Regions from separate parts of the Homo sapiens genome. Here region 1 is linked to region 2. The links are chromatin loops, found by intact Hi-C in ENCODE. Cell type or tissue: heart right ventricle. All regions are shown on one strand. Each heading gives the region's core, and the rest is flanking DNA. Links, peaks and the distances in the headings are about the cores only.

Region 1 (15,380 bases), core at 4,346-12,345, 55 kb before region 2:
TTTTATCTTCCTGAGGAAGGAAGGAGACATAAATCAGACCTTTGATTCTACAGCATAAGGCTTTGCTGGTCTTGCAAAACATATAATTAGTATACCCACAAACAAAACAAGGGAAGTCTGATTAGGTGACAAGTATGGGACAAAATGTTGGTTTACTGGTTTAGCTATAGTAGCCTATATTTCACACTGTCAGACTAAAATGTTGTCCATCTTCTAGGGTCTGAGCTTCAAGAGCTGCAGAACATGATTGACAGCCTCCAGAGCCCCCAAGACCCTATCCGGGTGGCCCAGGCACTCCTCCTCCGGAGGGAGGTTATATTTTTGCAGTTTGACGCTGCAGTAAGGCATCTCATCCGGTAAGGGCTGGAGCACTAATCCTGTTCTAGTAAATTCTGCAGCGGAGGTGTTTGCTGAGTGACCATATAGGGAGGCCACTCTTGGCAAGGTTAGATAATGAGCTTAAAATAGTCATGGGCACAAGCAGATCCAGAACGCCATGGCTACCAAACATGACCTGCCGCAAAGCCTGTCTGTGAGAATATGTTCTTGTTGGCTAATAACACTCTTGATTTTAGCAAATGTAATTTCAGAACAGTTCATATAATGATTGCTGCTTTCAGTGTACAGGGGGTTCTACTGGGAATAACATTTTTGTACTTCTAAAGATGATTAGGTTTTTTTTTTTCAACATTTGTTTACCTTTCAAAGAGACAGAATTTTTACTGCCCCTCTCAAGCTAATGGAATTGGCTACCAGCGTTAAATTTATAAATAAATCCATCTACCTCTAGCCTTGTAGGTACTATTGTGTTAAGTACTCCACATACAAAAGGAATGTTTCAATTGGTTAATTAATCATGATGCTGATGGGAAAATTAGCTTGGATTAAGTTTCATAATGTTTCCAGTATAAATAAGTTTTGTATGAGAGGGAAGGAGGGTTAGCCCTAAAGGTCTCTGCTTATTTTTTAATTGTCAAAATTAACTTTTTTGGGTTAGCTCCCGGTGTGAGTATTTAGCCACTGAGAGGGCCTCAGAGGGCTGTCTGTGCTCTTACCTGTAGGTTGCAGCTGCTTTCCACTGCACTTGTGGGCATCCATGGAGAATGACAAGGTGGGGGTTGCACTGAACTGTCTTGTTCTTTTTCTACTCTCAATCTTCTTTACTCTGACATCAGAGGACTCTTGGATTTAGAATGTAAATTCAGCAGGACAAAAATCAGGCTAATTTGTTGTCTTTATATTGACAAATAGCTTCCTGAGCTGTAGCTTAGTCAAGCAGGTAAGATGTAAAGCCTCAGACAATTATCAGGATGGCCATTTGTTAGTCCTCTGGGCTCTGAAAGCCCAAGGTCAGAATTTGCAAGGATTTTACATACTGGTGAAGAAAAGTCCTTTTTGGATTTTAGCTATGAAGGATTCTGTTTGGTACTGCTCTCCCAGGGGAACCACTCTGCTTCCAGGAAATCCCCTGGAATTGCTTTGCCAGGGCTTTCTTTGTCCTCACACTCGGTCTACAGAAATGGAGGGCATTGTGTCCTATTTCTGGTTTTATGTACTTTTCTGTGACCCTCTGGAGAGAATCACCCAGATGGTTCACCCCACTGTGTCCTCCACTGGTTACATTTCCCCAGCCTTTTTTCTTCAGAGCTGTTCAGATTGTGTGTGTTTGGAATTATACAGCTAGTAAGTGGCAGACTAGAATTAGAACCTAGGTGTGTTTGACTCCAAAACCCGAGATCTATGATGGAGACCAAGCAGCAGCATGGACAGAGAAGAGGATGCTGAAGAAAAGGCAAGAGGCAGGAGAAAAAGAGAAGCTAAAAGATAAATGTCATCCCTCTTGATTGTTTTACTTAGTGCTGAACCTGTAAACAAGGGAAGTCCTCAGAGAATGGAAAGAGATAGGAAGCTTGGGACAGTTCCCTGACCCTTCCTGGAGCTCACCAAGACTGAGCAAACCTGACTGTTTACCCCAGGAATTTTCTGCCCATGTAAGCTGAAGGCTTCTCCAGAATTTGCAAAGGAAAAACTGAACTCTTACCTGGAATAAGGGCGGCATGCTTCACAGATGAGGGTGGGGTATAGGGGGAGGAAGGATGTTGCTCAGGGGTGACAGGACAGTAGCCCTGTAAAGTCGCTGAAAATTTGGCTCCTGCTTCTCTGTGGCATAGATCATCTTGGGTACTGGCTATGTGCATGTTTCTAGGCACAAAACATTTCACTCTGCCCGTCTCAACCCCCCTCTACTAGCCAAAGGGCTGATGGAAATTGATAGCTGTCATCCGAAGGGTTGGATCACACTGACCAGGGCCCAGCATTCATCTCTGGACATGTCCACCAACCTGCAGGAGTTATTGATTAGCCAATTCAAGAAATGCCCGAGGATTGAGTTATCTTTAGTGCCAGGTGAATTAGTCATTTGCATTGAAGGTAAATGCTTGGGTGACAAAGCAGTTCTATCCAATCTCATCTATTTAAGTAAGGAGTTGGCAAACTACTGCTGGAGGTCTCTGCCGATTTTTGTATGGTCTGTGGGCTAAGGATGGCCTTCCCATCTTTAAATGGTTGAAAAAAATGTGTAAAAGAATAGTATTTTGTGACCCATGAAAATGCTATGGAGTTCATATTTTCATGTCCGTAAATGAAACATTGTTGGAACACAGTCATGCCCATTCACTTACGGATTGTCACCGCTTTCACACTACAACCACGGAGCTGAATAGTTGCCACAGAGTCCGTAGGGTCTGCAAAGATGAAAATATTTACCATCTGGTCCTTTAAGAAAAAGTTTAGGCTGGGCGCGGTGGCTCAAGCCTGTAATCCCAGCACTTTGGGAGGCCGAGGTGGGTGGATCACAAGGTCAGGAGATCAAGACCATCCTGGCTAACACAGTGAAACCCCGTCTCTACTAAAAATACAAAAAAAAAAAAAAAAAAATTAGCCGGGCATGGTGACGGGCACCTGTAGTCCCAGCTACTCGGGAGGCTGAGGCAGGAGAATGGTGTGAACCCGGGAGGCGGGTGAGCTGAGATCTCGCCACTGCACTCCAGCCTGGGCTAAAGAGCGAAACTCCATCTCAAAAAAAAAAAAGTTTAGTTTTTTATCCCCTGATTTAAAGAATACAATTCGTTTGCACTTTAGGGGTAGAAGGAAAGAAAGAAGTCCCTCAAAGTTACTCTATAGCACGGTATAAAATATATAGCATGAAACATGCCTTTAGTCTGAATGTATTGTTGATGTTCAGGGTGATTAGGGTAAAAAGGAGAAAGCTGAAGAGATATCCTGATAATATAATCCTTCCTGCAGCAAGCCTGCTTTAGGAGTACATCAAGGAATTTCTAAAGAAAACAACACGAGCCTCTCATTCCTTGAATGTTTGTTGCTTTTCTCTTCATTTTTGTTTTTGTTTTTGAGACAGAGTCTCACTCTGTCTCCCAGGCTAGAGTGCAGTGGCATGACCTCAGCTCACTGCCACCTCTGCCTCCCAGGTTTAAGTGACTCTCGTGCCTCAGCCTCCCGAGTTGCTGGGATTACAGTTGTGTGCAACCACACCCGGCTAATTTTTGTATTTTTCGTAGAGATGGGGTTTCACCATGTTGGCCAGGCTAGTCTCGAACTCCTGACCTCAAGTGATCCGAGTGCTGGGTATAGGTGTGAGCCACTGCACCCAGCCTTCTCTTCATTTTTGAATGTGTTTTTATTTTCATGCTCACTTACTCAGCTCTCTCTAAACATGCAGATATTTATGTGTGCTTTGACAGCTGGGTGTGGTGGCTCACTCCTTTCATCCCAGCACTTTGGGAGGCCTATGTGGGAGGATCCCTTGAGCCCAGGAGTTTGAGACTGTTGTGAGCTATGGTTGTGCTGCTGCACTCCAGCCTGGGCATCAGAGATCCTGTCTCTAAACACAAAAAGAAATAAAAATTAAAAATAAAGTGTGCTTTGGGTTGTCTGGGGATTCCTGGGAGACACAAAGGAGCCTGGGCCCTCACATGAGCAGTGCTGAACTCATGGCCACGGCCCTCGTTTTTGGTATCTGATAAGCAAAGAGCTTTTGCCTGTCCTCCTCCGGGCCACTTTCCAGGTTTCATTATGTTGTTACCTGGAGGAAAACTCTAGCATGTGCCCTGTGAGTTCCCTGAGGTTCAAAATAGCTTTTACTGATGGCAAGAAGATTAAACTTTCCAATGCCACATCACTGACTCACACTTGGAGTTTAAAAGTGATCCGTTTGCGATTTAAAATCAGTTAATTCAAGATTCTCCCTCTTCCCCTTTGTTTTAATCACCTCCTCTTCACTTGCTGGAGAGGGAAGGGTTCTGCCTTAGGGTCATGGGGATGGCTGAACACACAACACCTGACCCTGGACAGATGGGGTGAATGGTAATTTATTAGTCACAGACACAATCCAGAGGAAGAGGACACTGCCCCCCTACACAGGGCCACTTGGGAACAGAGTGAACAAGCAAGGGCTGTGGGAGGCAGGTTTTGTAATATCAGGAGAGTGTGATGTTCTGTGCTTCACACAGGAAGGGGTGATTGATTTGAATAATGCTGTGGTCTGGCAGGGAACTGAAACTACTACTCAGGGATAAGCAGGAATTGCACCTGGTTCCTTTGATAAGGAAGGTCGTTAAACCTGGAGACCTTATCTGTGGGAGCGGAGTGGGGAGTGGGGAACTTTGTGGCTAAGCTATTTGAGGCCTCCCGATTTTGCCAGAAGTCAAGGCAGCACAAATTTTGGACCTTAAGTTTAGGGCTCACATGACACTCTTCTTGTTCTTCCATCCTCTCAGAGGTGATCTAAGTTTGTGGCAGTGCTTTCAAATCTTCCTGGCAGTTGGGAAGACACAGCCACTTCCCTTATCTCTGCTGTGGGTGAGCTGGCCTCTTCTGGTTAGCCTGCTGTTCAGCACCCCTCTGGGTACCCACATGTGGAGGTCTTTCTCCCCACTTTGAGGGGCTGCCAGTCTTCCTGGGAGGCCACCTCACAGAGAATCCAAGCAAAAGGTACCTTCTGCTCTGGGATACCCTCCTCCAACTTATCCAGCATCTTTCCTTAGGCATCCACTAGAACTAAGCTCTAGAAATAGTCTTTCCTTGTTTAACTGTTATTTCCTTTTAGGCAAGAAAAATCATTCTAATCTATCATACATACTTCCTTCTCTCTGACTTATGGTATAAATTTCATGCTCCAGTCTTCAGGGTTTGTGGTTCTTGATATACAAAGCCATGTTTTGTTTAAAACCAAACAAGAACTTTTCTCCTCCAAACCCCAAGGAGGCTTAAAATTTAAAATTTAGTTTTTATAAAGAACTATTGTCTCAGCTGTTGGTCTTAAAATAATTCATTCAATAAACAATTGATAGCTTTTTTCTAGAGCTACAGCTTCACTATTCAGTTCAGTAGCCACATGTGGCTATTTAATTTACTTTAATTAAAATTATTATTAATTTAAATGAAAGAAAATTAAAAATTCAAGCTGGTCTGAGTGCAGTCGTGTTTACAACTAATTGATCACAACCAGTTACAGATTGCTTTATTCTTTCTCCACTCACACTGCTTCACTTGACTAGCCCTTAAAAAAAAGAAAAAGAAGAAAAAGAAAATTAAAAATTCATTCCCTCAGTCACAGTAGTCACATTTCAAGTGTACAACTGCCACACGTGGCCAGAGGCTACTCTACTGGACAGTGCAAATATAGGACATTTCCACCATTGCAGACTCTTCTGGCAGACATTGCTAGTCGAGAGTATGCCAACCCTCCCCGTGAGGGCTACGAACTGTGAAAGTCGAGGGCAAGGGGCATGGGGGTTGATGTGGCTGAAGAAGGAACCTGTTAATATATCAAAATGTTTTCTTGCTTCTCTAACTTTGAGGAAAGTTTTGAACTTTAGAAGTGTAAGTAACTGCTTTTAATGAAATGCCCCCCCATGTTTTGGTAGAAGAACATTTTTGGCAGCTGGAAATGTTCCTGCCTACCAGTCTGTCACAGACGGCATGTGCCATGGGCTACCAGCACTGAGCAACTCTCTCAGGAAGAGCATTTTTGCCTCACAGCTCAGCCTGCCCCAGCCACTGGATCCACGGAGCCTCCAGGTGTGTTTCAGATGTATTTTTATACTGTAAATGGTGTGCAGTGTGTAGGGAATCTAGTCAGTTTGTTTCCATTTAGTTTAGATTCTGCAGGGGCTTTCAAGACTTTAATGCCCTCTGTCTTCACTGGCTCTGCTTCACTTGCACAGTGGAAGAGTCTGGGCCCCAGGGCCGGCTGTGATTCCCAGTCAGGGTCTTTGTCTCCAAACACTCAACAGGCTGATCGTGGCAACAGCTTGTCTGTTCACAGTTGATAGCAAAACAAACAATCTTCTCCACTTAATAAATCGTCATGATAGCAATTGCAATACATAAATGACGTCAGTAGCTGGGTTTTCAATAGCCCTGGTTATAACACCTGTTATTGAAGGTAATCCTGGCAACTATTGTTGCTCCTAGGCAGGAACAATATTACCCACCTTCTACAACCAAAGAGTTCAAGATTCAGGAAGGCCAGAGATCAGACTATTCCAGAATCATGGCAGCACCAGGTTGCAAGCTGTATTAGTTACTTATTGCTGCACAATGATTTACCCTAAAGTTTGGCAGATTAAAACAATAGACATTCATTATCTAACATAGTTTCTGAGGATCAGGAATCTGGGAGCAGCTCAGGTGGGTAGTTCTGGCTCAGGGTCTCTCATGAGTCAAGATGTTGGCCAGGGCTGTAATCATCTCAAGGCTCAACTGGAGGACAACCTGCCTCCAAGCTCACTCCTATGGCTGCTGGTGGGCACCAGAAGATCCACTTCCAGGCTTATTCACATGGGCTTCTGCACAGAGCTTCTTTGCAACACAGCCGATGGCTTCCCCCAACACAAACAGTCCAAGAGAGAACCCAAGATGGAAGTCGCAGTGTTTTTATTACCAGATTTCAGACTCTCCATCACTTCTGTCATATTCTTTTCACTGGAAGTGAGTCACTAAGTCCAGAACACATTCAAGGGGAGGGGAAGTAAGCTCCACCTCTTTACAGGAGGAGTGTCAAAGAACTAGTGGATATCTCTTTCAAACTACCTCACAATCCCTGGTCTTTTGACTCCAAAATTTCCAGTTTAATATTCTGATTTTATAATGCTAAGCCAAGGGACACCAACATCAACCTCAAGCAAGTCCCACATTTCTACCTTCAGTGGCTGCAAGACAGTGACTTTTGGCCCAAGCCATGGCCCTCATTTAGACCCAGAAGACAGGGTCGGACCGTGACCATTGGATCTGCTCTTGCTTCCTTTGGGTGTTGCCTGGGATTAGGTGGATATAGGAGTCCCGGCTCCTTGCTGTCAGAATCAACTCCAACTCCAGGACTTGACTAAAACCAGAACCAGGTCTGGAAGTGTAGAATGGAGTCAGATAGGCAGGCCCACTGGTTCCAGGGCTGCAGATGGTGTCACAAAGGACAGAGGATGCCTTAGCTGTTGGTTAGTGATATGGAGGAGCCAGAGACTCACATGTAATAATTTGTGGTGCTGGTCTTGAGTTGTTACCGAGAATTGGAGCACAATAATGATGAAGGACAACTTTTTAAGGTTCCTGATATTGAGAGCATTTGAGTAAATTTATTTTTATTGATTTTAAATATGTCCCATTGGTGTTATACTGTTCTGGAACTTCTGAACACTGGTGCTGATTAGTTACACTGAAATCTTAAGTACTCTTCTGTGTTTCACCATCTGCTGAGAAAACAATTTAAAAAATAAATTATTGCTGTCTCTTCTATATCTCTAGGAACTATCAAGAAATACTTACACATAATAAATAAGTCATCCAAAATTGTTTTGCGGTACAGACACAGATATCCTATTCATATACAGATATCTATTAATTTTGAACACAAAGTACAACATTATCATCTTTATTATTTTGTTCTCTTAGGCATTTGAGCTGTTTCCTTGGAGAGCATTTCTGGAAGATGGAGGACCATTCCCAGTTATGAGTAACAGCCCAGATACCCTAGAATATAATATGCAGGTAGGATAGGTCTTCTCCATTGTTGCAGAGAGAACTGAGCGCAGACTGCAAAGATGGTTGCCATTGGGTTCACAGGTCAGATCCTCCTACTCTCACCCACGATGAATAATGTGTGAGATAAGCAGGGTGTTTGATTTTGAGGCTGTAAACCCAGGGTCACGAGGTGAGTCACATTTTCTTATGATAGAAGGGAAGCATGCTCTCAACTGGCATGGGCCTGGGTTGTAGACTCAGCTGCAGTTTTCGTAACAGTAGTGATCTGGGAGAATGGCCAGTCATCTCCAGTCATGGGCTGGGCCTCTTAGAGAAACTCCCAGGCTGGCAGCTCAGAGATGTGTGACTCCTGACCTGTCCATAAACAGTTGTGGGAAGGGAACTTTTTAAAGCAGGACTCGTAGGGAGAATTTCTTTTCATTGTTTTCTTTTTTGCTGTTAACTTCCTTTAAATAGTTTGATTCTTTTCATTATTAAATGTTTTCCCCTGATTATTTAAGTAAATATTGTTTTTATTTAAAAAATAGAAAGCTTAGAAAAGTATTAAGAACAACATGAAAATCAACCATAAATAACGCTTCAAAACAATATGGAGGTGGGGAGTGGGTGGGATGGGGTAGCACTGGCCACAGGTTAATGGTTGTTGGGGCTGGGTGATGGGAACTTTTCTGTTTGATTTCTATATATTCAAAATTATCCATAAGTAGAACAGGTTTTTTAAGTAAAATAGTAAAAGTGGTCTTAAAAAATTAACCATATGGCTGGGTGTGGTGGCTCATGCCTGTAATCTCAGCACTTTGGGAGGCCAAGGTGGGCAGATCTCTTGAGCTCAGGAGTTCAAGACCAGCCTGGGCAACAAGGTGAAAGCCTGTGTCTACTGAAAATGCAAAAATTAGCTGGGTGTGGTGGCACACGCCTGTAGTCCCAGCTACTCAGAAGGCTAAGGCATGAGAATCACCTGAACCCAGGAGACGGAGGTTGCAGTGAGCTGAGATCGTACCACTGCACTCCAGCCTGGTGACAGTGTAAGACTCTCTTAAAAAATAAAATAAAATAAAATAAAATAAAAAATCAACCATAGTTCCACAACTAAGAGACAATTACAGTTCACATTTTATTTCCCTGGTATTTTCCCTCTGCATATGTGTGTTTATATCTGTACTTTTAAGGGAAAATTGATATCACACTATACATTCACCATGTACAGATCTGCTGTAAGGGCTGGAAACTTGGCATTTTCATACAGAGCCAAAATTTGATGTGCTCAAAGAAAACTTTAAGTTAGAAATGTTACTCTGGTTTTTATGAATTTTCTAGCAGTTGAGGGAATGGGTTCTTGTAAATACAGTTACTCCTAGTTTTCTTCCTGAAAACCATATGTAAAATATATATATGGTCTTCAAATGGAAGGTTTTTTTGTTTTTTTTTAGCTGTGCCTCTGTGGGCTGAGTGACCGTGACCGCAAGGTGGCTCATGGAGAACTGGTGGGTGTGCAACTGCTACTGGAAGATGTTCTGAGTAGCTATCATGTGACCATGGAGGCCCCCCAAAGACAGCAAGCCACACTGGGCAAAAATACACAGGTATTCTGGGGGTATCGTTTCCATATTGATAGTACTATATTGAACTGAAGGACCTCTCTGTTGGGGAGATGGTCCGGGGAGTCATGTTTTCCCACAGCCTCTCTCAGTAGGTCCCAGGACTGTGCCAACACCACCTGGGAGCAACAGTGGAGCAGGGGTAGCCACTGCAAAGCATTTTCTAAGTTCCATGATTATGGTATATACATCTATTTTAATTTTAAAAATACGCCAAAAGTTGTGGGAGGTCTATTGAAACCAAATGAAACAAAAGCGCCAACTGGATGCTTTCTTTGTGAGTCATACATCTAGGACTGGAGTTGGAAGGGCCAGAGGGGTCTGATAGAAGCCCCAGGTGGACATCTCAGGCCTGGGCTCTTGTCCTCATCACTCAACTACTGGCCTATGGTCTCCTGGGCAGGCACTGCCTCCTCTGGGTTTATCATTCTGAAGCTCTAAGGTGCAAGGGCCACTAGCGCTCCTAGTGTCATGACTTTAAACAATTTTGCATATATCCAGGAACTAGGCAGAGACATGTTTGGATGCTAGACAAACTAGCTGGTGCCCGCACTTGAAGAGCTTTTCTGTCCGAGCCAAACTTTCTGAGCAATGCCTAAACCCATCATCTCCATTTTCTTACCTTCCTGCCACTCCTCGAAGCACTGCAGTCTGTCTTCCCAATCTTGCTACTGAAACCTCTCTCATCAAGAGATGGTCTTTGTCACTAAATCCTCTGGGTACTTTCAGTCACCTTTCTACCTAACCCCTTGGCAGCATTTGACACAGAGTCCTTCTCAAAGCCTCTCTGCCCTTGGCTTCTACAGCATGAGTCTCTCCTAGCTTTCCTCCAACATTGCTGAGCCCCTCTTCTCAGACCCTTCTGTAGGGTCCTCTACCTCTGCCAACCCTAAAATTTTTTTATAATCTATCCCACCACTGCTACCAGGGCCACATTTTGACTTCCGCAGTCCCTAACACTTTTACCTTTGTGGGCTCTTCCCTCCTCCATGAAAAACCATTAAAAATTATATTTTAACATTGTGCTAGTACAAAGAAAAATATATTAATATCATATATTAAAGCATTTTATTTAGCCTAAAAGGTCTTTTTTTCTGATTAAAAAAAAATAAAGCATTTTGTGGGCCCGAGGCACTGTGCCTCCTCTGCCCAAGCTGTTAAGTCAGCCCTGAATACTATCAATACCACTGCTATTATTGCCTAGAAGTTGAGGTCTGTTCAGATTGCTTTTTATGTATTCATTTATTTAGTCCTCACAATAATTCCATGAGATAGGTTGTTTCATTGTTCTCATTTTATAGATAAGAATACTAAGGCTTAAAAAGGTTAAGTAACATGGCCAAAGTCACATGGTTAATGAGGAAAGAAGCTCAGATTCCAACCCAACGGTCTGGCCCTAGAGCTCCCTCATCCTCTTCTCTACTAGGTTGCTCCATTCCTCACCCTCTCCCTAGGAAAACCCATCCACTTTTATAACTTTGATGACATTCACATGCAATGATCCAAATCTGTATGTCTAGCCCAAATATCAATCCTATCAGACTCACATGTTCAATTGCCTGCTGGATATCTCCACTTATTCCATCTCAGAGACAGCGTTTCTCAAGCTAAGGTCATCTTACTCCCTAAATCTTGCCCTTCCCTGTCCGTTTACCACTACCTGCCCAGTTGGCCAAGCCAAAAACTCTGGGCACCATCTTTGACTTCTGTCCCACACCCCACAACCAGTCACCAAGTTTTACTATCAATTATTTTAATATCTTTCAAGTTTGTCTTCTTTCTCTGTTCCCCCACAGTACCCACTTCTATGAGTCCAAACCATCATCATCCCTGATCACTAACTAGGCTATGATCTTGACCTCCAATTGGATTCAATACACTTATTCTCACCTCCTTCCAATCCATTCACCAGGGTAATATTTTTAAATGCAAGCCTGATTATATCACTTCCTTTACTATAACTCTTCAATGGATTCCAGATGCCCTGAGAAGAGTCCAAATGCTTTCATCAGCCCCTCGTGACTTGACTCCTGCCAATATTTCTACCCTCAATGTCTTTCGATTTGTCAAATGCACCATGCTCTCTTCTGTACTTCTCCCAAACTGGTCACTCTAGTGGAAAACTTCCCTCTCCTTCCTCTTTCTGCTTCATCACCTGATTAACTCTTACTTATCCTTCAGATTTCCACTTCCAAACCACTCTCTTTAGGAAGCTTCTTCTGATCATCCACGCTTACCCTGTTGCTTCTCTGTGCCAGTTAGAGTGCTTCTGGTGCAAGTAACAGGTTGTTCCATTAGCTATAACCTAAATTAGGGAAGCATATTAATCCTCCATAATAAGACGTCTAGAAGGAGGCAGTTCAGGTTGGTGTAGCCCCTTGACAGTGACTTCAAGGACTCAGGCTCTGCCATTTAGGTGTATTGGGAAACATCTCCCTCATGTTTGTAAGATAAAAACAGGAGCAAAAAAGCTTTCTCCTTGGAGATCTAGCTTTTTATCAAGGAGGGGAATATTTTCTAGAAGCCCCCCCATTAGATTTTCCTTGTGTCTTTTTAGCTAAACTGAGTCACAAGTCCACTTGGGGCCAATTAGTAGAAAAAGAAGTGGTTTTATATGTGCCATCTACATTCCACAGCATAATTAGATCTTCACCCAGTGTGATCATTTGCAAAGCTGGGTATAGACCAAATTGTGCCAGGATCCAAACACATGCTGGGCCCTCAGGTCCTTCTGTTTGCCATATTTTGGCCCTGTCTATGATGGATTACCATCTTTTCCTGACATTCCCCACCATCCTCCACCTTGTTATTTATTTTGGCTCCTGTTCCTTCTCTTGTCTATTAAATTAAAGCACGTTGGTAGAAAAGACTTCTCATCATATGAACATATTAACAAACAAGTTTGCTTTAAAATTATTATTTATTTTAATTAATTTTATTTCGTGTGTTTTTATTTAGGAGTATTTAGCTATTCATAGACAATAGGAAGCAGTAGAATTTATACTGCCCTGAGAGTCAGGACTCCTGAGTTCCTGCCCCAGTTATGCTATAAGTTTTTTGATCTCACTAGGCCTCAGTCTCCAAAGCTCCAAAGTAAAGGTGATGAATTGGCTCAAGGCTTTTAAAATTGTGGTCCAAGGAGCCCTGGGGTTCCTCAGAGATACCCTGGGGCTTCTTGAGCTGGGGAGCGGGGGCGGCAATTACATGGCCTCCAGGCTGTCCCCTTCATGTCACCATGCTTGGCCTTGGTCTGTTGAATATTTGGGCCAGTGTGTAAGAATTCATTTGATGAAAGAGCTCTGAGGATAAAATAAAATCTGGAAATCCATGCACTAGCTGATTGTTGGGGAGGCAGGCTACAAGACTGAGGAGTTACCAGCAGTCTACAGGAACTCGCTCTCCCCTGGTTCTTGCTTATCAATTCTTCCTTGGACAATTTGACCAATACTCTTCCTGGCAGGCAGGCTTTTCCTTAGATATGTTAATACCACTGCTCTAGGATCCAATTATACCAGGTTGTTCTCCCTGTTTCTAGCCAGGAAACGTGAGTGTCTCGGGTACTGTCACCTAAATGCTCTCTAAGCCTCTTTTTATCATAACGTCATGGGATTTGCCAACCTGGTCTGCCAAGAAGAGCTCCTTTTTCTGTGACTGAGACACTATGTACAGGCAGTGGGCCTGGACGTGATCCTCATTTTGTTCCTCACTCTGGGTGACCCTGGCCCTCAGACCGCTGGCTGCAGGACAGCAGGACAAACAAGGACCTGAATACCTTGTTTCCTCCATGTCCTCCAGGGCTCATAGCAGCCCCTCCACAATTATTTACTTAAGGAAAGCACCAATGAATAAATGAAGAAATCATAATTTTAAAGTAATCTTTCTTATTGAATGATAAATTCTAATTAAGAGAAATGTTTCCTGCCTAACTTCTAAAAGAGGAGAAGAAACAGGAGGTAGGATAAATTAACTTTCTATTTCTTTACCCATAAGATGGGTAAAATCCTGAATGGAAAGTTACTTCTTGGCCCCACCGTGATGGGAACTTTAATCTCAGGTATATTGAAGAGCACTTTCCAGAATGCAGAGGGAAAACACAAAAGGCTCAGTTTTTCAAAGGCAGATAAAACGTTAGTATGCAAGTAAGCGAGTTTTCAAAATGAATGGTTCCAGACCCAAGCAAAAAGCTGCAGTTGAGACATTCCTATCCTTTCCATAAACTGTTCATGAAGGATGGTCAACCTCTCTCAACTCTATATGTGCTGTGGGCCTGTAAACCATTCCTCCTGGGGAAAAAGTTAATTCTCCAAAGACTTTGTTTTGCACAGGCTGCATGTGAAAGGTTAGCCTGTGTTGGTCCATGATCAATAAAGAAGGATTTCCATAATGCTTTCAGCCAGATTGGTCCAAAGTGCCAGGATTCAGAAGTCAGTTCCGAAGCAGCCCAAAGACCTCTGAGCTGCTGGAGGGCCTGTGCGATGCGGTGATGTCCTTTGCTTTGCTGAGATCATTTCTGATACTGTGGAAGCAGCTGGAAGTGCTAAAGGAGCACTGGGGCCGACTCAAGCTGCAAGGCCAGGATATCAACTCTGTCTCTCTCCACAAACGGTTTTCAGAGCTCTATGAGTGAGTGTTGCTGATGCTGAAATTCATGGCCATGACTAGAACCTGGGGGATGGCAGATTCCTGCCCTTAGTCTGAGGGCGAGATTTGGTCCATGAATCCTAATATGACCCGTTAGACCCACGGACTGAGTCTCTCAGAGCTTGTGGCATTGCAGCCAGAGATATACAGATGGCACATGCGGCACAAGTCTGAGGAATGGGAGGCATTCTAGCAGCTGCAGGCCCTGGCTCGAATGACGTAGCTGGCTGGGAAGGCGTGTTGCTTCTGCCACGTGTCTGTTAACAAACGAACATTTGCTAAGCACCCCCATACACCCTGGGCCTTACCAAGCTTAAGAACGTTTGCTTTAGGCCAGGCGTGGTGGCTCACAGCTGTAATCCCAGCACTTGGGGAGGCTGAGGCGGGTGGATTACCTGAGGTCAGAAGTTTGAGACCAGCCTGGCCAACACGGTGAAACCCTGTCTCTACTAAAAATACAAAAAATTGACCAGGTGTGATGGTGGGTACCTGTAATCCCAGCTACTCGGGAGGCTGAGGCAGAAGAATGGCTTGAACCCAGGAGGCGGAGGTTGCAGTGAGCTGAGATCGCACCATTGCACTCCAGCCTGGGCAACAAGTGTGAAACTCCCTCTCAAAAAACAAAAACAAACAACAACAACAACAATAACAACAACAAAAAGTTCACTTTGGTACAGCCAGATTGTTTATCTTGTGAAATTATTATAGTCAGTGTCCCTGATAACTAGGGAAGGTGAAGACTTGTCAATATTTTGAAGAATGAGGACTGAAATTATATGCACCCAATGGGAAAAAGCCTCACGATTTCATGTGGCTAAGGAATGATAACTGTGGTGAATTAAATGTTGATGTATCTGTGAATGGGTTAGGATACTGATGATAGGAAAGAGAAAATGAATGAAAATAATTATCAGAGAATTGAAATGAGAAAAAATATGTTTGCTAATTTCTGTCTTTCTTCTTTAATAGAACTGACGTTCTCTACCCCAGCATGAAAGCTATAGCCAGGCAGATGGGGAAAGAAGATGAATTTGAAGGATTTATAGTAAATAATCAGTCTGTTCTTCCCCCCAGTGGAGCCTC
Region 2 (15,380 bases), core at 4,977-12,976:
TACAGTGAAGTGTCTTGTGGGCCCATTGGCCCAGTGGCTATGTACAATACGGGAACCCCAAGCAAAAAACCTCAAGGCCAGGGAAGGTACACAGTTAGCTGGAACTTCAGATCTCAGGTCTGACTTCTTAAGCAAGGCCTATGAGACAAGTCAGATAAATACTCATTGAAGAGGAATTTATACATGGCTGAAATGTAAGAACACAGTTAATTTTCTAAAAATTAGCCCTGCACTAACACAAATGATAAAAAATTAAGGAATTTTTAGATTACTTGAAGTATGAGCTGTGTTTTCTTCCTTAACTGGAAATGGCTTTCCACTGATGGATTCATTCTTGACCAATTCCCTTTAGGACAATGGCAAAATACAGACAAGAAGGCATACTATATGGCCTAACCCAGACTGAATCAATGATCTTGGTCTCATTAATAACAGTGACTTTTTATGATGCTATAACAAGAATTATTCACCATGTTCTTAACACCAATATCTACTTATATTACAGGTACCTATTAAACACAAAAAAAGAACTGACGATGTTTTCCTACCCAATATGGCAGAAAATGTTCAACTGACAGCTTTTCAGGTTCAAACAGCTCCATCCAGATTCCCATTTAGAGCTGACTGGTGATGATATCTTCTTTTTCCAACCTTTATTTCTATGAGTATTTGAATGAATAAAAATGACTCCAAATGCCATTAAATCTCTTACTTAATTTTATGTATGAAATTCTCTTATCTGTACTTGGAAGACAGGGTTGAAGGACTAAGATGATTACATCTTGAACCAACCCCAGGTGAAGTAGGGGTTGGTCCCAGACTTTAAAACCTAAGCATTGATTTGCATTTCTACAAGCTAGCCTTTGCCTCTGGTCAGCCAGCAGCCTCTGAATACGAATTCTAGAGTTAGTGGGTAAGCAGGAAAGCTAAGATGGAGGCCCTTGCTTCTAAGCAGTGTTTACTAACAAGTGAAAAACCAAAGTATGTTAATAGAGATTAACACAAATGAACGTTAAAGCATTTGTTTCACTTCTTAGAAAACAAATTTGCCATCCTCTATTAACAATCTTTTCATTCTTCCTACAAATGCCAAATACTTCCTCAGACTTTAGTATAAAGTCCTAATCCAAGTCCTTTGTTCAGACAAGAAAATCTGTCTTGTGTAAAGCAATTAATAAACAGATGAATGGAACAGACAAACATATTTACATGCATAAATTTAAATACGATGTATGTGGCTTTTCAAACTAAAGAGAACATGGAGGCTATTTGGAATAAATTAAATCATCACCTTACCCCATACACTATAAATCCCAAATGGATTAAAGATCTAAATGCACATACGTACACATGCATACAGACACACATGCCACACATGCACAAACTGATTTTTTAAACAGAATATAAAAGCCAATAGGAAAATTGGTAACTTTGGTATCAGAACTAAAACTTCAGTATGATAAAATACTGTATCAGTTATCAACTTATATCTCAGCTCCAAATTCATTCTTTATTGTCTGTTCTGCAATAACAAATATGGACCCTATAAATATTTCCTCTTTGCCAACTGGCAAGAAGTTAAGCTCTCAGTAGAGGGTGCTGGAGGGACCCTGTAGGAGGTGGCAGGGTTTTTTTCCAGGTTACCTTGTGCTCCTCTAGGCAGGCTCTTGCAGTGTGCATGGCTTCTGCAGCACCAGGTTCTTGTAGTATATACAGTTTCTGTGGTGCCTGGCTCCAGTGATGCATGTAGCTCCATGGTAGAGTGCCACTTGCATGGCACCTCCTGTGACGGGTCCCCTCCAGCACCCCTTTGAATAGCTTTGCAGTCTCTGTGAATTTCTCAGCCATCCAATAAGCTTTGGCCAGATCCTCTCCAATGAGGTCTGGATCTCAGCCCTGAAGGGTAGTGGCTGGTCCCTACATCCGCTATCCTTGTATTCTTTAGAGTTCTCTTTATTGCTTACAAGCAGTATGCCAATCTTTTGTTATAGTTAATAATTCTTTATATCAAACTTTCCCTGTTTGAATTACTGTGTGCTTTCTGTCTCCTGAATGGCCCATGACTGATATAGAACTGGTACCAGGAGCAGGGTGTTCCCAGAGGATAGACCTGCTATGGTTTGAATGTCTGTCCTCTCCAAAACTCATGTTAAAATTTAATCCCCAATGTGGCAGTACTGAAAGGTGAGACCTTTAAGAGGTGATTGGGTCATGAGGACTCTGCCCTTATGAATGGATCGATCCATTCATGGATTAATGGATCGATCCATTCATGGATTAATGGATTTGTGGGTTGTTAAATTAATGGACTATCATGGGAGTGGGACTGGTGGCTTTATAAGAAAGGAAGACTTGGGTAGCATGCTCAGCTCCCTCACCATGTGATACCCTGTGCTGCCTCAGGTCTCTATGGAGGGTCCCCACCAGCAAGAAGGCTCTTACCAGATGTGCCTCCTCAACCTTAGACTTCCCAGCCTCCATAACTTTAAGAAATAAATTCCTTTTCTTCCCAAATTTCCCCATTTCAGGTATTATGTTATAAACAACAGAAAATGTACTGAAACAGAACACAGATGGAACTTGGGATTTGGTTGGTTGCAACCTTAGGCTTGAATACAGTGCTGAGCCAACAGGAAATTGGAATGTTAGTATTCTTTGCATGCAGTGGCATCACAATCACGTTATTACCTGTGGCCGATTGTGCTAAAGTACCTGCTGAAGCATGTGCCTTTAGGAGCCTAAATTGCTACTACATTGACTATAATGGTAGTCATGCTGACTACAGAAACTGTGGTGTGAGGTGGATTTTTTTGAATGCACTTCAGCACTTCTGGAAGAAAATGACAAGTCATGACCTTTAATTCTAGGCTTAATTCATCGTCTGAAACCAGAGAGCTTCCATGATACCCCTAAAAGTATCTCTTATTTCTCATAGTCACAGGGATAATATTGCTAAAAATCAAGCACAAGTTTTTATTAGGGGCATGCTAAATTACAGTGACAGTTGTATTTATAAGCTCATCAAGCTTCTCATTGCCATTGAGATGGGCCCTGTGATTTCAATGAAGAAAATGCAATTCCAAAGTGGAAGAGCGAAGTGGCAGGCTTTAACTGGCAAAAGACAAGGCGGGCACATCCATTATAAAGGGCAATAGGGATGTATCAGTAGTCAGAATCCCTTGGCCTGCAGAGATCTTTGGTAGTTAATGTGTCCCCAGGTATGAAATCATAGATTGCTTAATGTATATAACAGAAATTGCTTAATGTATATAAGATTGCTTACTGTATATAACAGAAAATTGCTTAATGTATGGAACAGAAAAATCTATAGGTCTAGTAGCCAAAACTTGAGTCACCACAGTGAAGAGTCACAGCCTCTGACCCAGGTTCCAGATTTAAGTCAATTCACAGACCAGAGGCCCTTGACCAAACGGGAGGATGGATCTCCTTGAGGAAGGACCCTTCACTGCTGCAGGTTCATGTTATAAATCTTCTTCCAAATCGTTCCCTAAGGGACCTGCAATCATTTTCTTAAATTACTGTTCTTCAGAGAAAAGAAAATATCCAGACATTTTGGTGGTTACTAGACCCAGGGCCTAAATTAATGCTAATTCTTGGGTACCCAAAACACCACTGTGGCTTACCAGTCAAAATGAAGGCTTACAGTGGTAAGGTGATATAGAAGGAGTCATAGCTCAGGTCTGAATTACAATGGACCAAATTGGTACATGGACCCACCCTGTGACTACGTCCCCAGTTTCTGAGTGAATAATTAATTAGAACAAATACAGTTAACAATATGAAGAATTTCCATATTGGTTTTTTGACATATGAGCTAAGAATCAATTATGGTAGGAAGGGATTACTGGAAGCCCCTGGAACTTGCCCTCCCTATCAAAAAAGCAAAACAGAAGCAATACCATAACCCTGGGGAAATGGCCCTGGGCATTAATGCCACCATCAAAGACTTGAAAGAAGCAAGAGTGATGACAACCATCCCTTCATCATTTAACTCACCACTCTGGCCTGTGCAGAAGACAGATCTTAGAAAATAACTAGGGAGTATCAGTTCCACATCTTAATGAGGTGGTGATTTCAACTGCAGCTGCTGTCACAGACTTAGTATCTTTACTGAAACAAATTAATATGCTCCTGGGACTTGACATGCAGTTATTTCCTTAAAGCCTTTTGCACCATGAGAGGCAGTTTGCTTTTACCTGGCAAAGCCACAGTATATCTTTACAGTCTTGCCTGAAAGCTTTGTCAGTTCTCCTTCTCTCTGCCACGATATAGTCCACAGAGACCTTGTTCATCATGATAATCCACACAATATCACATTGGTCCACTACACTGATGACATTATGCTGACTAGAAATAATGAGCAGGATGTGGCAAGTACTTAGGTGCTTAATAAAACATATAAAAACTAAAAGGTGAAAGAAAAATCCCATAATTCAGAAACTCAGTGAAGTTTCTAGGGGTTCAATGATTTGGAACAAATTAAAATATCCCCCTCCAAAATGAAAGATAAGTTGCTGCACTTCACACTGTGCACCATGATTAAAGAGACATGATGCTTGGTAGGTCATTTTGAATTTTGAAGGCAACATATACTTTATTTGAGTGTGCTATTTCAGCCCATCTAGAGTCACCTGTAAGATTATCATTTTTGAGTGGGTACTAGAGCAAGAAAAGGCTCTATTGCAAGTTTGAGTTATAGCACAAGCTGCTCTACCATGTGGGTCTTATGATCCAGCAGATCCAACGATACTGAAAGTATCACGGCCTATAGGGATATTGTGTGGAGGCTCTTTTAGCACCAGTAGAATCATAGGGAAGCAAACCTATGTCTTCTGAAGATTACTACTCTGCTTTTAAGAAAGTCTGTCTTACTACTGTGCCTTGGTAGAGACAATACCTAACCATGGGATGGCAGGGGATCATGTGGCCTGAGCTTCCCATCATAATGTGGATGTTGTTAGCTAGCCTAGTCATGAACTTGGACATGCAAAGCAGCAATCTATCATCAGACAGAAATGGTACACAATAGACTTAGCTTGCTTTAGCAGGTCTGAAAACAGAAGTAGCGTAGCTTGCTTGAACAGGTGGCTGAGACTCTTTCAACACCAACTCCGCTTTCATTGCCTTCTCTCCCTCAACCCATACCTATGGTATCCTGGGGGTTGTTCTCACAACCAATTGACCAAGAAAGAAAAAAAATCAAGTCTGGTTTACACATTGGTCTGCATATGTTGGTTTCATGCAAAAGTGGATAGCTAAAACACTATAGCCCCACCCAAGGGCCACCCTGAAGGACAGTGGTCAAAAAGAAAAAAAAAATCCTCCCAGGGAACAGAACTTCAAGGAGTACCTTTGGCCACTTGTCTGAACTGAGACATGGCCAGAAGTACAGACTTACACTAATTAATGGGTAGCTGCTAATGGCTTGGCTAGATAGGGACTTAGAAGAAACAGGTCTGGAAGGCTGGTGACAAGGAAGTCTGGGAATTATCTGTGGATGGACCTCTGGGAATGGGCGCAGACTGAAGATATCTGTGCCCTAGGTTAATGCCCACTGATATGGTTTGGCTCTGTGTCCCCACCCAAATATCATCTTGTAGCTCCCATAATTCTCACATGTTGTAGAAGGCACCCAGTGGGAGATGACTGAATCATGGGGGAGGGTCTTTCCCATGCTGTTCTTGTGATAGTAAGTCTCATGAGATCTGATGCTTTTAAAAACAGGAGTTTCTCTGCACAAGCTCTCTCTTTGCCTGCTGCCATCCATGTAAGACGTGACTTGCTCTTCCTTGCCTTCTGCCATGATTGTGAGGCCTCCCCAGCCATGTGGAACAACTGTAAGCCCATTAAATCTTTCTTTTATAAAGTGCCCAGTCTCAGGTATGTCTATCAGCAGGTTTGGACTAATACACCCACCAAAGGGCATCCATAGCAGAGGAGGCTCTTATTAATCAAGTTGACAAAACAATGTGCTGAGGTTATCAGTTACATTAATTATAATATCAGTGCACATTCCCCAGCTACTACACCACTTGCTCAATGGGTCCATAAATAATGCAGCCACAGTAGCAGGGACAGAGGCTGTGTGTGGGCTTAACATCAGGGGATTCCCCTTACCAAGGCTGACAGGCACTACTGCCAACTGCCCGATCTGTCAAGAGCCAAGACCAATACTGAGGCTGCAATATGGCACCAATTCCATGGGTAACAGCCATCTACCTGGTGGCAAACTGACTACATCAGATCTTTTCCATCATATAGGGGGCAGAGATTCATCTTCACTGGAATAGACATGTATTCTGGATATGGATTGCCTTCCCTGCTCATGCTTCTGCCAGTACTACTATCCAATCCACCTACTCACAAAATGCCTTGTCCACTACCATGACATTTCCCATAGCATTCCTTCTAAGCATGGAATCAGTTTCCCAGCAAATGAAATGCTGCAATGAGCTCATGCCTATGAAATTAACATACTCCAACACCCAGAAGTGGTTAATCTAATTGAAAGGTGGAATGGTTCACTGAATACCCACTTATGATGATAGCTGGCAGATACCACAGTGAAAGGATGGAGTTCCACATGACAGTACATGCTTTGAGCCAGAGTATACAGTTCTAGGAATCACAGGGTGGAAGTGGGAGTGGCTCCTTTCATGATTATACTTCTTACTTTAGCAAACTCAAGCTTGCTGGTTTGGCAGTCTTAGTTCCCAGGGGATCCTTCAATCAGAGACACAACAATTGTTCCACTGATGTAGGATCTAAGATGAGATTGCCATCTGGGTTTCTGATGCCACTGAACCAATAAGAAACAAAAGGTGTAACTATACTGGTAGGAATGATCAATCCTGATTACCAAAGTGAGTGTATTGCTAGTACACAATGGAGGCAAAAAGGACTATTTCTGGAACACAGGAGATTCTCTGGGTGCCTGAGTATTTCCACATCCAATAGTAAAGGCTCATGAAAAATTACAGCAACCAAAACAGGTAGCACAGGAGGACTCAAGATTCTTCAGTAATTTGAGTATTTGGGTCACTCCACCAGGTTAAGAACTCTGACCAGCTGAGGTTCTGGCCAAGGGCAAAATAAATCTCAAATAGGGAGTTAAAAGAGGTTGAAGCTTTGTAGAAATGACGGCTATAGTAGCTTTGAATGTTTCCCATTTTCCTCTTGTATGTATTTATTCGTATGTTCTAACCATTTTCATTTTCTCCTTCCATTTTAATTTAATATACACGTTTTTGGAGGTTAAATTGACAATAAGGTTTATTATTTATTTATTTATTTATATTTTGAGACAGAATCTTGTTCTATGGCCTAGACTGGAATGCAGTGGCACAATCTCAGCTCACTGCAACCTCCGCCTACCAGGTTCAAGTGATTCTCCTGACTCAGCCTCCCGAGTAGCTGAGATTACAGGTGTCTGCCACTATGCCCAGCTAATTTGTGTATTTTTAGTAGAGATGGGGTTTCACCATGTTGGCCGGGTTGGTCTCAAACTCCCGACCTTCAGTGATCTGCCCAAGACAGACTGGTCTGGATGTGGGGCTGCAGTGCTTTAGCTTTCCACTTTTGGATGAAACCAATGTATCATGCAGACCAATCTATCTCGACCTCCCAAAGTGTTGGGATTACAGGTGTGAGCCACTGCACTGGCCACAAATCAGTCTTTTGATAACAGAGCATTTGGTGGAAGTGACAGAACTTGAGTAATTCATATAGCCAACAATGGATACAATGACTGCTGGTACTGGGCTTCTCGTGTTGGGGAAAGGAGCAAACGTGACTTGTAATAAAGTATAGCTGTATCCTGTTAGGTGGAAATGTAGAGCTGTTCCACTGTTGTTCAGAAGCGTCAAAGTGTGTAGATGGGCAAATGTGGAAGCTGAGTAGCCAAAGGGGTGGACTGTGACTATTATCAACTTCTTGCCTCAGCTCCCAATCCACCTGTCATTGCCTGCTCTGTGATGACGACACTGGACCATATGACGATTTCTCCTTTTATACACAAGGCTGGGGAAAAGGTTTAGAGAAAACAGTACTTGGAGCTCACACAAAGCTAGGAATTGAGCCTGGTCCTTCCTACTAAGCCACACTAGAAAGCCTCCTCAGGGAAGTCTGGCCTCAGTATTGGGGAAGCAGCATGATGTTTTGTAAGGGAACTGGCAGGATGCTGGAAGGATTTCTTTTCCTGGCTCTGGTTTGCTCCACTAGGGAGACACCCTCAGTGCCCTGCTCCAGCAGCTCACAGCTTTACAGTGGAATGCCACTACTGTGGCAACCTCCTATGTATGGCTTACCCCTCACCACCTTGGATGACTTCCCAGAAGATTGCCACTGGTGTGACAAACATGGATGGCTTCCTTGGCACTCTCTCAGATGGATTTGCACCTACCATGAGCTTCCCCACCCGGAGGGCCAGGACTGTATGCTCGCTAATGAGTTCTGAAATTCAGCTTGAGGGAGTGGGTGGGTGGCTGCTTCCTACATCTGCTATCTCTGTATTCTTTAAAGTTCTTTTTTGGCTGGGTGAGGTGGCTCATGCCTGTAATCCCAGCACTTTGGGAGGCTGAGGCGGGTGGATCACTTGAGGTCAGAAGTTCGAGACCAGTCTGGCCAACATGATGAAACCCCATCTCTACTAAAAATACAAAAAAATTAGCTGGGCCTGGTGGCTCATGCCTATAATCCCAGCCACTCGGGAAGCTGAGGCATGAAAATTGCTTGAATCTGGGAGGTGGAGGTTGCAGTGAGCTGTGACTGTGCCACTGCACTCCAGCCTCCAGCCTGGGCAAGAGAGCAAGACTCCGTCTCAAAAAAATAAAATAAAATAAATAAAAAATAAAAAAGTTCTTTTTACTGCTTCATGAATTTCTTAAAATTCTGCAGATAATATGCCTCATCACTGCAAACCACTGTTATAGCTAATATCTCTTCATATCAAACTTTTCCTGTTTATATTGTGTGGCTTGTCTCCTGATCGTACACTGGTTGACACAAACCATTATCAGAGACACAAACTTGAATTTTTTTTTTTTTTTTTGAAAAGGAGTCTCACTCTGTTGCCCAGGCTAGAGTGCAGTGGCACGATCTTGGCTCACTGCAAGCTCCACCTCCTGGGTTCACGCCATTCTCCTGCCTCAGCCTCTCAAGCAGCTGGGACTATAGGTGCACGCCGCGACGCCTGGCTGATTTTTTCTATTTTTAGTAGAGACGGGATTTCACTGTGTTAGCCAGGACGGTCTCGACCTCCTGACCTTGTGATCCGCCTGCCTCGGCCTCCCAAAGTGCTGGGATTACAGGTGTGAGCCACCGCACCTGGCCAAGAAAATATTTTTAAAAATCTATTCACCACGGATTAGCAGCCGGCATATTTTCAGATTAAAACAAAACAAAAACCCCTACAAATTGATAAGAAGAAAAAGAAAAATAGACGATTCACCAAGGAAATCATTCCACTCACCAGAATATTGAAATTTAAAAACTGTTCACATATCAAGTGATCTGCTGCTGGTGAGAAGTGGAAAGCAATCTCTGTGAAAATCCTCAGTGAGGAAACCCTATGAAGCAGCTTTCCACGCCTCCACTTCTACTCTGGAGGAAGTCACACATAAACAAGGTGGCAGGTACAAAGATGGTCTGTAAAATTGTTGCTGTGAACTAAAAACTGCAAAAAGCTTGTCTTTCAATAGGTAAATACCTGTGTCAATTATGGTATCCATACTACATATACCAACACAGAAATTAAGAATTTGGTATAGCCCATTCAGGACATAGGCATGAACAAAGACTTCATGACTAAAACACCAAAAGCAATGGCAACAAAAGCCAAATAGACAAATGGGATCTAATTAAACTAAAGAGCTTCTGCACAGCAAAAGAAACTATCATCAGAGTGAACAGGCAACCTACAGAACAGGATAAAATTTTTGCAATCTACCCATCTGACAAAGGACTAATATCCAGAATCTACAAAGAACTTAAATAAATTTACAAGAAAAAAAAATCCCATCAAAAAGTGGGCAAAGGGTATGAACAGACAATTCTCAAAAGAAGACATTTATGCAGCCAACAGACATATGAAAAAATGCTCACCACTGGTCATCAGAGAAATGCAAATCAAAACCACAATGAGATACCATCTCACACCAGTTAGAATGGCAATCATTAAAAAGTCAGGAAACAACAGGTGCTGGAGAGGATGTGGAGAAATAGGAACACTTTCACACTGTTGGTGGGACTGTAAACTAGTTCAACCGTTGTGGAAGTCAGTGTGGCGATTCATCAAGGATCTAGAACTAGAAATACCATTTGACCCAGCCACCCTATCACTGGGTATATACCCAAAGGATTATAAATCATGCTACTATAAAGAACATGCACACGTATGTTTATTGTGGCACTATTCACAATAGCAAAGACTTGGAACCAACCCAAATGTCCATCAATAACAGACTGGATAAAGAAAATGTGGCACATATACACCATGGAATACTACGCAGCCATTAAAAAAGGATGAGTTCATGTCCTTTGCAGGGACACGAAGTTGGAAACCATCATTCTCAGCAAAACAGAAAACAAGAAAATAAAACCAAACACCCCATGTTCTCATAAGTTGAACAATGAGAACACATGGACACAGGGAGGGGAACATCACACACTGGGGTCTATTGGGGGCTGGGGGAGGGATAGCATTAGGAGAAACACCTAATGTAAATGACAAGTTGATGGGTGCAGCAAACCAACACAGCACACATATACCTATGTAACAAACCTGCATGTTGTACACATGTACCCTAGAACTTAAAAAATAAAAAAAAACAACTTGGTATAGCCACATACACTACCTTTGAAAGATCTCCAAAAAGTGAATGAACATTACAGGATTAAAAAAAAAACCTACATGACATTATTTTCCAAAGGTACATACAATTATGTGATTATAAATCCATTAATTGTAAACCAGTTACAGTGATTACCTCTGTATCACCACTCTGGTAAGCGGAGGAAGGCAAGAGGAGAAAAGGGCTGGGGATGGTCAAAGCAGACTGACACCACATCTATAATATTTAAATGCAATTTCTTTTCTAAGAAGTATATTTAAGAAAATCTATGTACTAATTGAAAATTTTAAAAATAATACATTATAAACACTATGTTGAACTTTTTCTTCCAGCTGGGATGAAATGAGGCTGGATTCTTGAATGACTAAAAAACACTGGACAAGGCCAGGCACAGTGGCTCATGCCTGTAATCCCAGCACTTTGGGAGGCCAAGACATGTGGATCACCTGAGGCCAGGAGTTCGAGACCAGCCTGGCCAACATGGCGAAACCCCATCTCTATTAAAAATTACAAAAATTAGCTGGCCATGGTGGCGGGTGCCTGTAATCCCAGCCACCCAGGAGGCTGAGGCAAGAGAATCGCTTGAACCTGGGAGGTGGAGGCTGCAGTGAGCTGAGATCGCGCCACTGCACTCCAGCCTGGGCGACAGAGTGAGACTCCATCTCAAAAAAAAAATTGTTTCTAATGTTTACCAGAGTCACTAAGCTTAGCATCAAGTTTTGTATTACTTAAACCAAATGTGACTATATTTAAGGCTAATACAAAACCCAAAATTCATGATTTCTAAAGTGAATTATTCAGTCCACCCTTACAGGTTTTAAGGCTTACAGAGGAGTAAATTCTTAGTTCAAGTCCACTGATATAAAATAGAACATAATTTTGCCCACAAAATAACAAGAACCACACTTCAAAGTCACAGCATGTGGCTTGATAGTAATTTATACCAAATAGTTCTTGGTTTTTACTTTATATGCAATATGAACTAAAAAGGCAGAAAGTCACAAACTAGCTTTCAGATTATAAAACCAAGATAGTATTCCTCTCAAAAATTATTGGAAAACTACAGCATAATTTCTATTGATTTGTGGAAGATCAACTTGCAAATCACTCCCACAAGTGTACCAAGTCCTCCCTCCACCTATTACTTCCAAGGCTCTGCTTTCTATTGATATGAACATGTGCCTTAGTTACTATCGGCTGGTCTAGAGGTGCAATAAAATGAGTAGAAAGCCCACCCCAAGCGGACTAAGATAAATCCACTAAGCATTAAATTTTATAAGCAAAACGCAGTAACACACTATTAATTCAATAAACATGTAGATTTATTTTAAGTCAGTTTGGTACATGATACAGATTGGTTTTGCAGTTTTTAATGAACTGAAATAGAAATGTCTAAATACAGCAGTATCTGCCTGTGCAACAAATATCTGTAAGGTAAAATAAGGTATTTGATAGAAGAACATCTGCAAGAACAAATCAGATGAAAAATCTGAAAAGGTTTCTATATACCTTCTGGATTTTAAAAAAACCCAAAAATTAATGGCTCAAGATACTACATTGCTAAAGTTAGGGGAAAAAAGTAAAAAGGCTGTGAGTTCTGTTGCAAGAGCTCATTTGTAGACTTGCAAAATCTAACTAATTTTATATTATGCTTGTTGTTAGAGCAGTGCTCAAAATTACAGAAGCTTCAAATTGTTATGTTTTCACAAAATTTGCTACATATGTTGACATGAATGTGTGTCAGGGAATTCATACCCAGGTAAATGACAATTACATCAGTATAGCTAATTTTTGCCACCTTGGGAGGAATGGAATTCTGCCTATTTTCGAATTAATCCTACAGCACTCACTAAAAACTAACAGCCATGGCACCATAATACATTTTGTGAGGTACCTAGAATATTACTAATGGAAACAAAAAATGTGAGGTAAACCGACCTTTCCCCAAGAAACTTTGAAGCCAGAGATTTTAAACAATTAAGGCACTTGAAAACATTAAGTATATGTACAAATGTGCAAGTAAAACAAACAGCTGTACCAACGAGTAACAAAGAAACAGTAAATCTTCATCTTAACAACCTTTAATAGTTATCTAAATGCAGAGTTTGTTTATGAAATGAAACAAAGCAGTTTGTCATTTCTTACTATAAAATATTGAAAATCAAGTGCGAAACTCAGCCACTATTGGCTAAAGAAACTAAATAAAAAACGTTAATGACCTAGAAAAGCAAAAGCCCATTTTAAACTACTTAAAGCCTCTGCACTAGTCCAATGAGTCAAAGGCAAGGGAGAAGTAAACCTCTAAAACTGAAGACGACCCTCTAAAGGAGAAAACTATAGAAGTTAAAGTATGCATGCTTATTATACTATGGGAAACCAAGAAGGAAGGGAGAGAAAAAGAAAAAGCACAGTCTATTCATCCAGGACAATCAGTAAAAATCTACAGTAACCTGATCAACCAAAAAATCCTTAGGTGTTGTGAAATTACATTGGTCACTTCTGTTATCTTAAAACTTAAAATGATTGTCTCATTTAAAATAAATGATTCTAAAATAATATGATTGTCTCATTTAAATAGTAAATGATTCTAAAATAATGTATATCCTTCTTGCCTCACCAAAGAAGTCACTACTCAAGACAGTCTGGTGGAAATCCTTTCAAGGTACAATAGTGCTAGCATACTTTTTTTTAAAGTACAAAGGAAAGTGTAATTAAATCAATTTAGCTCTATACTTTTCAACAGCCATAAGAAAAATGTTGGGAGGTTCAAGATACGAAGGCTTTCAATTCTGTATAACAGACTTTAGCTTAAGTTTCTCCGCTCTGAAATAAATTTTCAATAAAATATTAACAGTATGATATCTAAAACAGGTTTACTACTGCTCACATCAAGTTACATCCTCTGACCAATCCTTACCTTCCTTAATGTCAAAGAACAAATCATAGACATTAAGCTAGAGCTTACCTTTCACTGTCTTCTAAGGCACTGTTCTTTATATTCTCAATGACATAAGATGCTTTACAAGTATGAACAATAATCTGTTATACACACTAATGGTATCCTTTCATTTCTTTAAATCTGGAATGTAGTTCCTTGTGTGGCATCTTATTTCTAATGTAGAAAAAACAGCTGTTATCAAGCACAAAATTTTAATCTAAGGATACCATTTAGTACTACTAAATTAATAAATTTATTCCACTTTTGAAATGACAGCCAAAAATCCACCTAATTGATTCTCATTTGGCACGTTCTTCTCAATTCTGTTCACTAAATTAAAATTACTAAATTTAAACTGCCAAGAGCCATGATGTTGTCTGCACAAGACAACATTTTCCATCACTTTCAGAAAGTTATATTTGGCATGTTAAGGAAAAAAAATATAATCCCACAGCAGCAGCTATTTAAAATAAGACAGCCACAGGATTCATGCAGAATATTTTAAATATTCCTGTTGAACACAATGATTTAATTGATTTTTTCTTCACGGATGATGCTCCCAAACATCCTATATGCATCCATGGAAATTTAAAGATCCTGGAATAGCGTCTTCCATGTGGGACATCTTAAAAGATAGTATTTTGGCTTCAGTGAGTTACACAAATGAATCACCAGTCCTTATTAATTCAATGGGTCTGTTTACAGAGTGTGGTAATTTCGTTCTTTAGATTTGCAGAATTTATAAAGAAAGAAAATTACAGCCTGCACACCCAAGACCAGGACAATTCCTCCAATGAAACTGGCTGCATCAAAGGTAGACTTTCGCACAGGTTGTGAGGTTGGAGTCACAGTGTTATTTGTTGTACCTGTTAGATAAGACAAAAGAAACAACAATCCTAAGTTTCATGGTCCTCTATTGTAATTTAAAGATGCACCTGAGCCTCTATTTTGCCATGTGTTAAATTCTATAAAGTATTTCCTCAAGTCTTTACAGCTAGAATTTATCCCTAATTGAGGAAGACAACCATATCCCATTTTTCATTCCACCCAAGGATACAAAGTGGTCAATGCTACTGTACTAGTACAAATATAAAAACAATGGGAAAAATTCTCCTAGTACATAAATTGTGCCCTGGGAATGTATCAAACACTTCTAAAATATGCAACAATTTCTTCAGACTATGTACTTTTAGTTAATTGTGAGTGTAAACGTCAATAGTGCTGAGAATTCACATGACTTTTGAATTTACTAGTATAAGGTAAAATATTTGGTTGCAATTTTTCATGTTACAAAAATAATCTTAATAATATGCAATTTATAATTTCAACAAGTAAAATAACTGTTTTTAAAGGCATATCCTGCCAACAAATTTCACATGAGAAAGTATTATCAAGTAATAAGGAAAAAACAAATATCTGAATTCTTTTCAGGCAGTAAAATGTTTCAAGAGGAAACAGAAAAAGCGATTTCCATTTAAAATAATCTAAGAAAAAAGTAACAGTTATCAAAGAACACTGGTTCTGGTGGCTGTACAAGTTGGTAACTTTAATGACAACTGTTTTGTATTCCT

What was found. Hi-C counts contacts between places; a loop is a spot of excess contacts. Peaks named below come from ENCODE experiments on the same cell type or tissue, not always from the same donor. Only the 100,000 strongest peaks of a DNase experiment are listed, where the experiment ranks them.
Region 1: a loop joins it to region 2, with 2.8 times the contacts of the local background. A loop is called at or near these places in 3 of 110 quality-filtered maps.

The regions. Positions count from the first base shown.
Region 1 is chr6:109,300,014-109,315,393 of GRCh38, forward strand. It overlaps the pseudogene CCDC162P and the pseudogene RNY3P11. Among named protein-coding and RNA genes, the nearest start is that of CD164, 75 kb to the right of the region's middle. RefSeq lists a silencer at 4,227-4,417, an enhancer at 4,567-4,711 and cis regulatory regions at 4,647-4,670, 4,663. In heart right ventricle, for the core only: no CTCF peak of the experiment used is centred there; a DNase peak (open chromatin) is centred at 8,332; H3K27ac peaks cover 568 bases.
Region 2 is chr6:109,354,343-109,369,722 of GRCh38, forward strand. CD164 (CD164 molecule) reads right to left here. Exons shown (of 6, transcript NM_006016.6): 6 at 12,172-14,675. The coding sequence ends at 14,509. It also overlaps the pseudogene CCDC162P. Among named protein-coding and RNA genes, the nearest start is that of CD164, 20 kb to the right of the region's middle. In heart right ventricle, for the core only: no CTCF peak of the experiment used is centred there; no DNase peak of the experiment used is centred there; H3K27ac peaks cover 343 bases.